Linked DNA regions of Mus musculus: region 2 is linked to region 1. The links are chromatin loops, found by intact Hi-C in ENCODE. Cell type or tissue: left cerebral cortex. All regions are shown on one strand.

The links. Hi-C counts contacts between places; a loop is a spot of excess contacts. Peaks named below come from ENCODE experiments on the same cell type or tissue, not always from the same donor. Only the 100,000 strongest peaks of a DNase experiment are listed, where the experiment ranks them.
Region 2: a loop joins it to region 1, with 11 times the contacts of the local background. A loop is called at or near these places in 19 of 42 quality-filtered maps.

What each region holds. Positions count from the first base shown.
Region 1 is chr17:42,776,022-42,784,021 of GRCm38, reverse strand. It overlaps a transcript of Cd2ap not described here. Among named protein-coding and RNA genes, the nearest start is that of Adgrf2, 38 kb to the right of the region's middle. In left cerebral cortex, a CTCF peak has its summit at 1,681 (motif pointing right); a DNase peak (open chromatin) is centred at 1,681.
Region 2 is chr17:42,653,833-42,661,832 of GRCm38, reverse strand. It overlaps Adgrf4 (adhesion G protein-coupled receptor F4), which reads left to right. Exons shown (of 10, transcript NM_030067.2): 10 at 4,231-4,946. Among named protein-coding and RNA genes, the nearest start is that of Adgrf4, 34 kb to the left of the region's middle. In left cerebral cortex, a CTCF peak has its summit at 3,024 (motif pointing left); DNase peaks (open chromatin) are centred at 3,021 and 7,189.

The DNA of each region.
Region 1 (8,000 bases):
TTATGACCTCGCTTGACCCAGGAAGCTGGGTAGGTTTTCAATATCAGGCACGACTCCTTATTGAGTGAGGCTCCCATCCAGTTACAGAGAGGTTGATCATGCCATTTGAGTGCCACCATTGCACCATTATATTTTGCTGTAAAACAGCCATGGCTAGTTTTTATGCAGTCCAAGATCCCAGCCTAGAGATTGTTATATCTCTCAAGGGGTTGGTTGGTCTTCCCATCTCAGTTAATTAACTTATTAACTAGGCATGTCCAGTGGTCTATCTCCCAGGTGATCTAGGTCTCATTAAATTAACCGCAAGAGCCTTACGGGAGGGTGTTTGGGAGAAACTGAATTTGTAGCCCTCTGCCTCTCACTCCTGTGCTATTCAGCAGAAAACTGACACCATTCCACAACGGGCCATCAGTTTGGAGCATCCTCATAGATGTGTATATTAATGTGCAGCTGGATAACAAAATTGAGTTGTTCTACAAAAGCATTCATCAATACCTCTTATATCCATGGAGGGGAACTTGGCAAGTATGTAGCACCAAGATACAGCTGACCCCTTAAGAATTGGAAAGTTTAGCCGGGTGTGGTGGTGCGCACCTTTAATCCCAGCACTTGGGAGGCAGAGGCAGGCGGAGTTCTGAGTTCAAGGCCAGCCTGGTCTACAAAGTGAGTTCCAGGACAGCCAGGGCTGTACAGAGAAACCCTGTCTCGGAAAACCAAAAAAAAAAAAAAAAAAAAAAAAAAAAGGAAAAAAAAAAAGAAAAAAGAAAGAAAGAATGAATTGGAAAGTTTGCAGCACCATGAGTAAGGAGGTAGCCAAGCCCACACAGCTAATAATAAATGGAACTACAGTAACTCTGAGCCCTCCTGAGCTGGCTTTGAAGCCTGTGCTCCTAGTCAGATGTGTTATTGACCTTCCTGTGTGGATAATAATAGGAAGGGAGACATAAGGGGGAGTCCAGATTTCTTCCACTTCTGTGTTTGCTTGTTATGACGATTTATGAACTCTGAGCATTAGATGTTTCTGGTGGTCAGAGAACTTACATAATTTAATCAGGATGATTTGCCATGACCTCATAATCTATTCTGATAACTCTGCATGGCATGGGCACACATCGAGTATTAGGGAACTTCCTTCCTTCCTTCCTTCCTTCCTTCCTTCCTTCCTTCCTTCTTTTATTTTTCTTTCCTTATTTTATTTTATTTTATTTATTTTACATCCCGACTGCAGTTTCCCCTCAATGCTCCCCTCCTACCTACTCCTCTGTTTCTCTTCAGAAAAGGGCTGGCTTCAATGGATATCCACCAACCATGCCACGGCATATCAAGTTGAAGTAAGACTAGACACCTCCACTCGTATTAAAGCTGGACCAGGTAACCTAGTCGGAGGAAAGGGTTCCCAAAAGCAGGCAAGAGAGACCGAGACTCCCACTGTTAGGAGTTCCATAAGAAGACCAAGTACACAACTGTAACGTATGTATGGAGGGCCTGGTTGGTAGTTCTGTCTTTGTGAGTTCCTGTGAACCCAGGTTTGTTGATTCTGTGGGTTTTCTTGTGGTGTCTTTGACCCCTCTGGCTCCTACAATTCTTCCTTAGGGGACATTCCTTATCTTGTACTGCACATCTTTCTAGTTTCAAATGGCTGCCATGGCTGGTCCTGCTCAGTGTCTAAAAGTGAACGCTAGGTGGCAGTCAAGGCTCAATGATTTTGGTGTGGCCTCTTGAAACCAGTACTTGTGCATAAAGTCATAAAGGGCTCCATCTATGGAGTTTACCCAGAACCTGGACAATGCCTTTTTATTCCCATGGATTATCACCCCCCCCCCCCAAGCAAAACTGCCACTGCCCGAGGAATGGGGTTGAGGGCTTTTGAATCAGACCAGTTTGGCTTTGAAAACTGGCTCTCAGGATCAGAAAGCACTCTGTAAGTCACCTAAATTGGGTGGTTTCTCTTACCATTGAGAGATACTAAGAAAGTTTTCTGCTACCACTTAAAGCTATTTTTCTTGTACTACCCTGGAGTGGAATGCAAGGGCAGGCAAAGGTTTGGGAAAACACTCAGATCCTAAGGCAGCCACAAAGCTGTATGTATGGCTGTCCTATCAATCCAGTTGCACATAGACGGTGTACCTTCGACTCCGCCTGGGCTTCTGCAGAGACTCACAGTCCTTCTTCCATCTTTGCCACTCTCTATCCTCTCCTCTGCCATTCTGAGTTCTACCTCTCTTTGTCCTGCAATGCACTTCTACAATAGCCAAGAGAGAAATGCATCCCTTCTACAGTTCCTTACGTACCAACCTCACAGTGCAGCATGCTATATCTTGATGAGTTTCTGGATAGGCTATCTTCTGTTTCTCTGCTCCTGTCTTCCCCTGGGAGCCTACAGGAATCCACAGAACATACTATAGTCCCTAGGGAGGGCAGCCCTAAGGCACTCTGGTACCAAGACAGTGCAAGAAGAAGCACATTTATTTGCTGATATACTTCTAAGTAGGAAATAACTTTTCTTTCCAAGAGGACTTAACACTTGGGAGGTAGGGGCAGGAAGTGATTTACGTGGACCTGATGGCCTGTACCCACCCACCAGGAGCCCGAAGAAGCCCTTCCTTTCTTAAATTACTTTTGTTAAGTATTTGGTCACAGCCCAGAGAATATTGTTCAGATGTAAATGGGATTGCTTCTTTACTCTTGCCAAGATAATCGACAGTGTTGCTATGGAGGGAAGCAAGAAACAGAAAAATGGAATAAAACAACGTGCATTTGTTTTAGATCACTGCACACATTTCTAGTGCATTTTCATTCCACCGATGATCATGCAAATAACTTGGGCCAATTATATGCCCCTTACCCCAGACAACATCTCTCTATGTTGCCCAGGCTGGTTTCAAATGTGATTCTCTTAGCTCAGCCTCTCAAGTATCAGGATTTATAGATATAACCACATGTCACATTCCCTCCCCTTCCCCCCTCTGCCCCCTCCCCCTCCCCCTCCCTTTCCCCTCCCCCTCCCCCTCTCCCTCTTCCTCTTGATTTTTTGAGATAGGATCTCACATAGCCCAGGCTTGCCTGAAACTCACAATGTAACCAAGGATGACCTTGGACTTCTGGTACTCCTGCCTCCATGTCCCAAGTTCTGGGATTATAAGTGTGGGCCTTCCATGTTTGGTTTATCTAGTACTGAGAATTGAATCCCAGGCTCCATGCATGCTAGGCAAACATTCTACCCAATGAGCTACTCAGCCTCACACATTCTCTTAAGACTTATCTCAGTCTTCACAGGTCATGAGTAGGTTGACCTTAGGGTTCCTGGGCAATGAGTTCACTCTAGTATGAATGATAACTTTGTATTGTAGAGAACACTCAATTCATGTCCATAGGGAGGCAGGGCAGGGAAACTAAAACCAGGGGACACGATAGTAACCAGACAACATCCTCCTCACGTGGATGTATTGTCCTGGATGGAACTTTTCTTTCCTTTTGGGTTTTTGTTTGTTTGTTTTGTTTTGTTTTGTTTTGTTTGCACAAAGTAGAAATCCCTCAAACTCTTTCCATTTTCTTTCTGTTCTCCTTCTCTTCTTCGAGGCATGTATGCTCCAAGCCATCCTAGAAGAACATAGTAGTGGAAGAAGCCCAGGAGTAATGCTAACAGTTAAGCAGTAGCAGTGATGGCTAATGCTTATCAAGGACTTAAGATATGCCAGGCTACAGTCTCCTTTATGCTGCTGGAACAGAATACTGTTCTGGGCAACTGGATAATTAGTGAAGATCAAGAATTTATTTCTCCCATGTGAGACTAGAAGTCAAAGATTAAGGTTTCTGAAGAGAAGGAGCAGGGAAGAGCAAACTGCCAAGTGCTGCAGACAATCTCTCTCTCTTTCTTTTAAAATAAAATTTTATGTTTATTTATGTGTCTGTACATCTCCCTCCATGTGTATGTGAATATGAATACATAGCTCATGGTAGCCAAAAGAGGGCATCAGATCCCACAGTGATGGGACTACAGATGGTTATGAGCCCCAGCTTGGGTACCCAGTTCCTCTGCAAAAATAGCATGCACTCTAAACCCTTGAGCCATATCCTCAGCCCCTATACAGTCTTGTTTCTAAGAGCCTTAACCGTCTCAGGAAAGAGCACTGCCTATCCACTTCTTACAGGCCTCCCATCACATCTCAATGGTATCACATTACGACACCTGGATTTTGGAAACAACATACCCAATCAATAGTATGTGAACTAATCTAATCTAATCTAATCTAATCTAATCTAATCTAATCTAATCTTATTTATTTATTTATTTATTTATTTATTTATTTATTTTGAGATGAGTCTCTGTGAAACCTTGATTGGCCTGGAACTCAGAAATCTGCCTGCCTCTGCCTCCCAAGTACTGGGATTAGAGTTGTGTGCCCTCACTGCCCAGCAATCTAATAGATGTATTGATTTTTAAATGGCCATGTAAGGCCATAAATACCAAATCTTGTATTTATCTGGATGCAACTAAAAATCTATGATAGTATGAGTTTTTCTCATAGTGTTATGTTAGGAGATCGTCTTTGTGTAACATATTAGGGAATGAGTCAAGAACTATACCCTGTCTATATTCAGAGTCAGACATTCTTAATGTGTGGTTTTTGATTTTGTTTTTTAAAGAAAACATACTATATCTCCATCCCAGCTAGAAAAAAGAGTGAGGGTGAGTAGCAAAAATGTCTGTCTGCCAAAGATGCTTATTCTTAGTTTGTAAGATCAAGGCCTGGGCCCTGGCAGCCCTAAGCTAGGCTCAACCATCCACCCTCGACATGCTGATTAAAAAAATGTTATAATGAAAAGCAGAGGATTTATTCAATCTTGGGAAGATAAATAAAATGTCTCAATGATCCCAAGTCTGTATGTAGGGACCTGGCTTGAGGTTTAGGTTCAAATAGAGGCTTAATAAAAGCAGTCTTGATTAAGGTCCCACTCATCACTATTGTCTGGGTTCCAGTCTCTCCAGCAAGGTGTTCGTTCCATCACATTATCAGAACTGTGTGAAATCTCTAGAGATGACACCCCCCCCCCTTGTGACAAACATAGGACTCCAGCCTCTCCCAATCTCAGCATGGGACATCTTGGGAAATTCCAATTCTTTGGGTTTAACTGTTTCATTAGTCTGGCAGAACAAGGAACATGTACCTATACTTAAGATATTTACCCCTGCCAGAACAGTTACCTGTTTTGTTTGTTTGTTTTTCTTGTGGTTGTTGTTTTTATCCTATTTTAGGGGATCCTAGTTAGGGAGAAAATAGTGATTTCCTCCTAAAGTCCTTTCAACCTCCATTTCATTGGTCACAACTTGGTTATAATCCCAGCCTTATTGTACAGGTTTGTAGGCAGCTCCACATTTTCATAAATAACTGTAGGGCAAATGGGTCATGCCACCAGACAGAAGAACTGGCAAGGTTGAGTGAGCTGAGCTCAGACCCCAGGAATCTCAGAGACTTGAGGAGATCAGCAGAAAGCAAACCACCACTCCCTACCCAGTTCTGTGCCTGCTCTGGAACACAAAACCATGACAGCCCACTGAGAGGACCATAGGCAGTCAGTTACTGCAACACCGGAGTACTTCCCCCATGCAAATGGAGCGTCACTAACATCTCAGACTGAGCCAACAGGAAACACCTACCCCTAAATTCACCCTACTCCTCAATGTTTACATAGTCCCTGTCCCCATAGACTAAAGAGCACAAGTTATTTCACCAAGGATCATCTGAGAGTGGCTGTCTTTACTGAGCTGTAACACTTGGGGACCAGTTCTCTCTCCTGAAGTAGCATTCATCGCTGGACCTGGGACCCAACTGGCCTAACCACTGCTGTCACCTCTGCTGTTTCTGATGATGCTGCAGTAGTTGAGGAGAGACCCACCACAGTAACTGAGAGACCTGGGACCCTGGTTGCCCACCCTGTTCAGGCTGCCCAAACCTCCTTGATTCTCTTCTAAGAGCTGCAACACTCCTGGCATTCCCAGCCAGACTAGAGACCCATGGAACCTACTCACACCTGGCTATGCTTTGCCCTCGGTCTGGTTTGCCTTAGTGGTACCTGAAACACTGGAGGGAAGCAAGAAGATAGCAGAAGACAGAGAACGTTACTGTCCTGAAATAAAAGTCAGGGCTCAGAGATAATAAAGCAAAGCATAATAAAAATCGACGGGTAAATAACGTTATCTGCTGTCTTCCTCATTTACAGAGGAAAAAGAAGTTAAGTGATTTCCACAGGTAAGTGACTAATGGATTAACTTTTCCTGGGGAGATGTAGACAAATATCTATTCAGCCCAGAAAGAGCACCAACAAGACTTGATGGTGGTTTATTCAATGTATGTGCTGTTGCTCTCTTCACACACACCAGAAGAAGGCATTGGATCCCATTACAGATGGTTGTGAGTCACCAATGATTGCTGGAAATTGAACTCAGGACCTCTGGAAGAGCAGTCAGTACTCTTTTTTTTTTTTTTTTTCAGATTCACTCATTTTATTTAATTTTGTTTCATATATCCAAAAGAGAAAAGCCACTGGATCTTTTATGCAAAATACACTAATCACTATTCCCTAGACAATATGTTAAGTTAAATGCATTTTATATTCTGATCCATATTCTAAATTTTCCAAACTGGTTTTGTAGCTTACAAATTGTGTTACTGTGGAAGAGACATCTTGATGAAGATGAAGGCAGGGAGATGTATATAATCTTGAATTGCAAATGAGGGAATTGAGAAAATTTTATTTTAGTTCTGATTGTTCCTGCCTGCTTCATCGTAGATCAGATATTTCCTGATAGTGACATTTCAGATGTAATTGGATATTTTCTCCAATTATTATTTTTAAGCATATTATATTGCTAAGAAAAATAGTAATTTATAGATACCACAAAGGAATAAACACACACAGACACACACACAGAGACACACACAGACGCACACACACACACACACATATATATACATATATATACACATATACATACATATATGCATGTATGTACATATATGCTTAAAACCTATAACTTACTGATTAAATGATCATGTTCATATTCCTATTTTAATTATTGTATATGTAAGACTCTCTCTCTATATATATACACATATGAAAATAAAGTTAGCATAGCATTGACTTTATAAGAGTATTATACATTCATCCTGTTTCCAACTTCCCTAGTACAATTAAGTATAATTCAGTTCTTTTTTTTTTTTTTTTTAGTTTTTTTTTTTATTACGTATTTTCTTCAATTACATTTCCAATGCTATCCCAAAAGCCCCCACCCCCACTCCCCTACCCACCCACTTCCATTTTTTGGCCCTGGCATTCCCCTGTACTGGGGCATATAACGTTTGCCTGACCAATGGGCCTCTCTTTCCAGTGATGGCCGACTAGGTCATCTTTTGATACATATGCAGCTAGAGTCAAGAGCTCTGGGGTACTGGTTAGTTCATAATGTTGTTCCTCCGATAGGGTTGCAGATCTCTTTAGCTCCTTGGATACTTTCTCTAGCTCCTCCATTGGGGGCCCTGTGACCCATCCAATAGTTGACTGTGAGCATCCACTTCTGTGTTTGCTAGGCCCCGGCATAGTCTCACAAGGGACAGCTATATCACCGTCCTTGCAACAAAGGCTTGCTAGTGTATGCAATGGTGTCATCACTTGGAGGCTAATTATGGGATGGAACCCTGGATATGGCAGTCTCTAGATGGACCATCCTTTTGTCTCAGCTCCAAACTTTGTCTCTGTAACTCCTTCCATGGGTGATTATTTCCAATTCTAAGAATGAGCAAACTGTCCACACTTTGGTCTTCGTTCTTCTTCAGTTTCATATGTTTTACATATTGTACCTTATATCTCGCTATACTAAGTTTCTGGGTTAATATCCACTTATCAGTAAGTACATTTCATTTGAGGTCTTTTGTGATTGGGTTACCTCACTCAGGACGATGCCCTCCAGGTCCAACCATTTGCCTAGGAATTTCATGAAT
Region 2 (8,000 bases), 120 kb after region 1:
TTGTTGATAGGGCCTATCCAAGTGCAGGTATCTGCAGCAGTTGTGAGCTGATGATTGCAGTTGGTGGAGCTTTGTCTAGACTCTAGAGAATGACATTTTGAACAGCCCCACCTCCTCTTCCACAGTCGTCCCCGATCCTTAGAGATGCAGTGTCAATGTCTTATTGAGAGCTGAGGCTACTACTGTTGCTTCTTTTCTGCATCTTGGGCAGTTTTGAGTCTTTTCATTCACTGCTGTTCATTGTTAAAGAACGACTTAGTTCCTTTTTATGAACGGATTTTGCCACTTACAGCAGCCCAGCTGCTGACCTAAAGCATTGATTGATTAAAGTCACAAATCGACAGACAGGCCAGCTTCTGCCATGTGAAGTGGGACCTAGAACCATTCCTAAGAAGTTGTGAGCGGACATGTGGCATCTACCTCTTATTCACAATTAACCCTTAAGACCTTTTTCTACACAGGTAAAATTGTGTAGAAAGAAATATTGGGTGGCCCTGAAGAAGTGATTAAGTTGCCAAACAGCTGCCAGAAACTGGGCCACTAGTAATTATAGCAGGTTCAGGATGAACACAGTGGTATCTTGGAAGAGTTTCCAAGGCTCTTCCACATGTACACAGCTGAGTGTGATTCATTATTCCATAGTCTGGCATTTGCCTTATCTTCTTTTATGTTGTTGTTGTTGTTTTTGAGGCATGGTCCTGGGAAAGGTTTGAAACAGTTTAGTGAAAGGAGCAAAGATACTTTGAGTTTGAAGAAATCTTGTAAAGTTTCCTGCACTACAAATTCCATAAACTTGACATGCTGTTATAGGAGTTTGGCCCAAGGTCCCAGGAGAAGGAGAGCGAGAGAGCAAGAGAGTGAGAGAGAGTAAAATGACTCTAGTAAAATGACTGTAGACTGATAGGTACTGCGAAAGCTAAGGAGGGAACACGCTGTCAAGTAGTCTGGTCTAGTTTATCTTCTGTTGCTATGTGAAAGAACATAATAAGAACACAGATTGGTGGGGAGTGGCTTATTGATTTACAGTTTTAGGTTATAGTTCATTATTTTGAGGAAGCCAAGACAGGATCTTTAAGAATCATCACACAGTCAAGAGCAGAGAGAGAAAACATATGGATGCTTGCTTGCTTGCTTGCTTGCTCTCAGCTGGCTTTCTCCTCTTTTATAGTGTTCAGGACCTTTTGCCTACAGAATGGTGCAGTCCATGATGGGCTGAGTGCTCTCACTTCAATTAACAATCAAAACAATGTCTCATAGAGATGCCCAGAGGGCAATCTGATCTGTATAACTGTTCATTAAGACTCTTCTTAGGTGATTGATTTTAGGTTGTGTCATGATTGGGCACAGCTGGGTAAAACTAACCAGCATAGAGTACTTGAGTGCTCAGTCTTATGTTTGGATTTAATATTTAAAAATTTTTAGCTGACTTCTACTGGCTCTGGACATCCTCTAGGCTGTGGGATTTACCCAGGGTAGAATGGTTTGCAACCTGACACTAATTCAGATGAACCTTGAAAAGGCAAGGCGGGGAAAGGACTGTTAGTTGGGGTGACCAGCAGATTGGGAATGGGGTGTCAGGTGTGGTGGCTCATGCCCTTAGTCTCAGCACTCAAGAGGCAGGGCATCAGGCAGAGAAAGTCAGATCTCTGGGGTTCAAGGCCGGCCTGGTTTAGGTAGTTAGTTCCAGTCCAGTTACCACTACATAGTCAGACTGTGTCTCAACCAACCAACCAGAACCCAAACACAAAAACAACCAAAAAGCCAAAATTCAACCAGAAAACAACAAACAAGACTCAGGAGAGGGTCAAACAATAATAAAAGGGAACGGTTGAACGTGACCAAATGATATTGTATGCGTATGCAAAATGGCATGATAAACTCCATTATGTCTAACTAGTCTGTCCTCATAGAGAATCAGAGCTGGCCTTTCTAGCAAGGTCCAGATGACAGTGACCTTCTTAGATCCTGTATATAGGAGGAGAGTTCTGGGAATTCTTTACCCAGCTATTCTGGAGAGGACAAGTGTGGTTGAGGCCCTTTCTCAAGCACACCTGGCAAGGCACACTTGCTTCTTCCTGAGAAAGGCCGAGAGGTTGGGAGAGCAAACCTGCCCACAAGGTCCACTCTATATTGTTTTTTGATTTTCAGTTCTATTTTTGAACTTATGAGGTAGATGGTGAACTAAATTTCGAATCTTTCTTGGCATATGCTCTGCAGGTGTCTCTGTCCATATTGAATTTTCTCAGTAATTGGGGCCTGTGAATTTACACCTAGACATGCGTGGTTATCAAGAGAGTTCTGGAATAGTAGTTGGACCGTGGCAGAACAAAGTTGGGGATCAAATAAGCATCGGTATAGAGGGATGTGGAAGTCACAGTGGTTGATGTTTTTGAAGTCCAGAATAAAGTGGCACCAAGAAGCAGGGGCTGGGGGTGGGGTGGGGACCAGCTCCAACAGAGGGGGAGCAGTCCAACCACAGAAACACACTGGGTGTTCTTTGGTAAGCACGAGGTACTTTCTGCCATGCAGAAAAGGCAGTGTTGTAGTTCTCAAACCACATGCAAGGTTACAGACTAAACAGTGAGCTGAGCTCCAGTGGTCAGTGACTAGGACTGGATTCTGAACAGGATAGAGGCTCCCACAACTTCATGGAAGCCCCTTCTACCAGTCATCTCAGGTAAAAATTGGGTTTAAATACAGAACTGAGGAAGCTCTGTCCTGAGACCCACGGTGAGAGAACAGAGATCTGAAATTGGGGTGCTTTGTTTTAAGTGGGGTTCTTTTTTCTTTTTTTTTTAATTTTCAGGACAGGGTTTCTCTGTGTAGTCCTGACTGTCCTGGAACTCACTCTGTACACCAGGCTGGCCTCGAATTCAGAAATCCGCCTGCCTGTGCCTCTCAAGTGCTGGGATTAAAGGCGTGCGCCACTGCTGCCTGGCTCAGGTGGGGTTCTGATCCACATCAGGGGAAGACAAAGAGAGGTGTACCTCATTCCTATGAAGGGCGCAGCTGCTTAGCGCCCTCTGCTGGTCATACGCGAAGCAGGCCTTACGACACAGAGACCATTTGACATAAGTGAGATTTTCTCCAGGGTAGTTTTGTTAAAACCTGGAGCGCACTTATTTCCACTTTCCACATATTGAGCAAGAAATCGAAGAAAACAACATAAACGTAAATCCAGAGCACTGGGGTTATTCTAAAGACTTAATTGCGTACCCGGAAGAGCAAAGAGGGTTTCTTTTTTTCTTTTAATTTTTTATTAGGTATTTCCCTCATTTACATTTCCAATGCTATCCCAAAAGCCCCCCATACCCACCCCCCACTCCCCTACCCACCCACTCCCCCTTTTTGGCCCTGGCGTTCCCCTGTACTGGGACATATAAAGTTTGCAAGTCCAATGGGCCTCTCTTTCCAGTGATGGCTGACTAGGTCATCTTTTGATACATATGCAGCTAGAGTCAAGAGCTCCGGGGTACTTGTTAGTTCATAATGTTGTTGCACCTATAGGGTTGCAGATCCCTTTAGCTCCTTGGGTACTTTCTCTAGCTCCTCCATTGGGGGCCCTGTGATCCATCCAATAGCTGACTGTGAGCATCCACTTCTGTGTTTGCTAGGCCCCGGCCTAGTCTCACAAGAGACAGCTATATCAGGGTCCTTCCAGCAAATGCTTGCTAGTGTATGCAATGGTGTCAGCGTTTGGAAGCTGATTATGGGATGGATCCCTGGATATGGCAAGAGGGTTTCTTAGTTCATTTTAGGATCCAGGAACCAGGACAACACAGGCCGGGGAGCAGCCTTCCTACTGTGTGGTATTCAGGCAATCCCATCTCTGTTAATCGGTATAATAGCTCATTCCTCTCAGGATGGTATCAGGAAAAAACAAAATAATTCTCCTAGAAAAGTGGTTCTCGACCTTCCTAATGATGCGGCCCTTGAAGACAATTCATCATGTTGTGGAGACTCCCAACCATAAAATTACTACATTGAAATTTCAGAACTGTAATTTTGCTACTGTTATGAACTCTAATGTAAATATCTAATGTGCCAAGTATGTGATATGAGACTTCTGTGGAAGGGTCGTCCCTCAAGGAGGTCTTGCCCCACAGGTTGAGAATCCCTCATGGCCCTAGACTTTTGCCTGCTTCAAACTAAGTTGTCAAGAAATGGCAGCTATGATTCTTTGCACTAACAAGTGTTCTGACCTTATTGTCGCGGATGCTTATTTCACAGAGACACCTTGCTTGCTGGGATGGAGAGGGCTCCAAGAGAAGGATGCACAAATGTCTCTGGAATGAAGCAACATCTTCTTCCAGCCAGGAGCACCACCTAAGTTGGAAAACTAGCTACGACACACAGTGAATGAGTGGACTTTAAAAAAGATTGACCTGCAGCCTCTCACCTCACAAAGGCTGACTTTTTATTCACCTCAGCAAGTTTCACAATCCAGCTGCAAATCACTGTACTGTCCATGGCTGATGGGCAGCCTGCGAAATTGTCAACTTTCAGCGTACCTTCCCACCCCTAGGCTTCTCTGTGGCTCTGGACCCAGACATCCTCCCTCGTGAGGGTATCCTGGGTGTCTGGGTGTCTCTGTGTGTGTGTCTGTGTGTTGTCTCAGGTCAGATTCAGTGTCAGTGGTGGGGTTGGAGATCAAACATGAATGATAATATTGTATCTACTTTGCAGATTGTCCCTGGTAGGTTTCCCAAAGACAGGGAATGAACAACGGGCAGGTAGGTGGTGTTCAGTGTGCTTACTATTGTAATCCTTGAGTAAATCACCTGACGTGTAGGGCCTTAGCTTCTTTACTTGTGAGACAGACACAACGCTGTTCCAGGTCTTACTAGTTGTGTGCTTATGACTGTTTTCCTTTTAAACAACTGTAAATAAAGACATCCTGGGGCGTGATTTCAGAAAATAAAGTAAGTTGCATTTACTTTCCTGAACTTGGTCATATGAGTTGTCACTCAAGATGGGTTTTTCTGATGACAACCCAACCTTCTTGGATATCAGCCGTATTGCACCACAGCTAAGTCTCGGGGAGATAGTCCTGCCATGTGCACTTGAAGTTCAAACTGGCAAAGGTGAGGTGAATGACATTCCCACAGACCGACCTTCAGTGCCATCATTAGGACTAGAGATGGCCCTATGTGTAGGCTATTTGGGTGGTTTTTTTTTTTTCATAAAACAAAAATACTTAGTGTGTTTAACAGTTAGTGGACCACTACTTGGTTAGAAAGAAAGGTTACTAAGGATCAAACTGCCAAGGCTGTCCCTTGCCTGGTCAGAGAGAGGAGCAAAATGATGGAGAATTGAGAAAAAAGTTTTGTTTTTTTTTTTTTTGAGAGGAAAGAGTTTATTTCATCTTATATCTTATAGTACATTATGAGTGGTAGTCAGAACAGGAAATCAAACATGAACTTGGCACTGAAGAAGATGTCACGAAGGAGTATTTACTGTCTTGTGCAAACTGATTTCTTATTCCAGCTGTTCAGGAGGGCACTTGCAATGTAAATCAGTCAAGAAAATACTCAATGATCTTTTGCCTACTAGACAATGTGATGGAGACATTTCCTCAACTGAAGTTTCCTTTTTTAGTTTGACTCCTGTTAGACTATATTTGATAAAACACAAAGAAATAACAAAGAAAGGAGAAACAAAAGAAAGAAAGAAAGAAAGAAAGAAAGAAAGAAAGAAAGAAAGGAAGAAAGGAAAGAAGGAAAGACAGAAAGACAGAAGGAAAGAAAGAAAGAAAGGAAGGAAGAAAGAAAGGAAAGAAGGAAAGAAGGAAAGAGAAAGACAGAAGGAAAGAAGGAAAGAAGGAAAGAAGGAAAGAAGGAAAGAAAGAAAGAAAGAAAGAAAGAAAGAAAGAAAGAAAGAAAGAAAGAAAGAAAGAAAGAAAGAAGAGTTTCTCAAAGAACCAGATCCTAGTTTTGTTGATTCTTTGTATAGTTCTTTTTTTTCTACTTGGTTGATTTCAGCACTGAGTTTGATTATTTTCTGCATCTATCTGCTCCTCTTGGCTTCTTTTTGTTCTAGAGCTTTCAGGTGTGCTGTCAAGCTGCTGGTGTAAGCTCTCTTCAGTTTCTTTTTAGATGCACTCAGAGCTATGAGTTTTCCTCTTAGCACTGCTTTCATTGTGTCCCATAAGTTTGGGTATATTGTGCCTTCATTCTCATTATACTCTAAAAAGACTTCAATTTCTTTCTTGATTTCTTCCTTGACCAAGTTATCATTGAATAGGGCGTTGTTCAGCTTCCATGTGTATGTGTGTCTTCTGTTGTTTTTGTTGGTATTTAAGACCAGCCTTAGTCTGTGGTGATCTGATAGGATACACGGGATTATTTCAATATTCTTGTATCTGTTGAGGCCTGTTTTGTGACTGATTATATGGTGAATTTTGGAGAAGGTACCATGAGGTGCTGAGAAGAAGGTATATCCTTTTGTTTTAGGATGAAATGTTCTATAGATATCTGTTAAATGCATTTGGCCTGTCACTTCTGTTAGTTTTATTGTGTTTCTGTTTAGTTCCCATTTCCATGATCTATCCATTGCTGAGAGTGGGGTGTTGAAGTCTCCCACTATTATTGTGTGAGGTGCAATGTGTGCTTTGAGCTTTAGTAAAGTGTATTTTATTAATATGGTGCCCTTGCATTTGGAGCATAGATGCTCAGAACTGAGAGTTCACCTTGGTAGATTTTTCCTTTGATGGGTATGAAATGCCCTTCCTTATCTTTTTTGGTAACTTTTGGTTGCAAATCCAACCAAAAGTTATTATTTGATATTAGAATGGCTACTCCATTGGTTTCTTGGGACAATTTGCTTGGAAAAGTGTTTTTCAGCCCTTTCCTCTGAGGTAGTGTCTGTCTTTGACACTGAGGTACGTTTCCTGTATGCAAAATGCTGGGTCCTGTTTACATATTCAGTCTGTTAGCCTATGTCTTTTTATTGGGGGAATTGAGGCCATTGATGTAAGAGATATTATGGAATAGTGACTTTGCTTCCTGTTATTTTTGTTGTTAGAGGTGCAATTATGTTTGCATGGCTATTTTCTTTTAGGTTTGTTGAAAGAAAATTACTTTCTTACTTTTTCTAGGGCATAATTTCCCTCCTTGTGTTGGAGTTTTCCATCTGTTATCCTTTGTAGGGCTGCATTTGTGGAACGATATTGTGTAAATTTGGTTTTGTTATGGAATATCTTGGCTTCTCCATCTATGGTAAATGAGAGTTTTGCTAGATATAGTAGCCTGGGCTGGCATTTGTGTTCTCTTAGCGTCTGTATGACATCTGCCCAGGATCTTCTAGCTTTCATAGTCTCTGGTGAAAAGTCTGGTGTAATTCTGATAGGCCTGCCTTTATATGTTACTTGATCTTTTTCCCTTACTGCTTTTAATATTCTTTCTTTGTTTTGTGCATTTGGTGTTTTGATTATTATGTGTCGGGAGGAATTTCTTTTCTGGTCCAGTCTATTTGGAGTTCTGTAGGCTTCTCTTTCTTTAGGCTAGGGAAGTTTTCTTCTATAATTTTGTTGAAGATATTTATTGGCCCTTTAAGTTGGGAATCTTCACTCTCTTCTATACCTATTATCCTTAGGTTTGGTCTTCTCATTGTGTCCTAGATTTCCTGCATGTTTTGGGTTAGGATCTTTTTGCATTTTGCATTTTCTTTGACTGTTGTGTCAATGTTTTCTATGGTATCTTCTGCCCCTGAGTTTCTCTCTTCTATCTCTTGTATTCTGTTGGTTATGCTTGCATATATGACTCCTGATCTCTTTCCTTGGTTTCCTAAATCCAGGGTTGTCTCCCTTTGCAATTTCTTTATTTTTTTTTGCTTTCCATTTTTAGATCCTAGATGGTTTTGTTCAATTCCTTCATCTGGATTTTTGTGTTTCCTCTTTATTAAGGGCCTCTACCTGTTTACCTGTGTTTGCCTGTATTTTTTTAAAGGGAGTTATTTTTATCTCCTTCTTAAAGTCCTTTATCATCATCATGAGATATGAC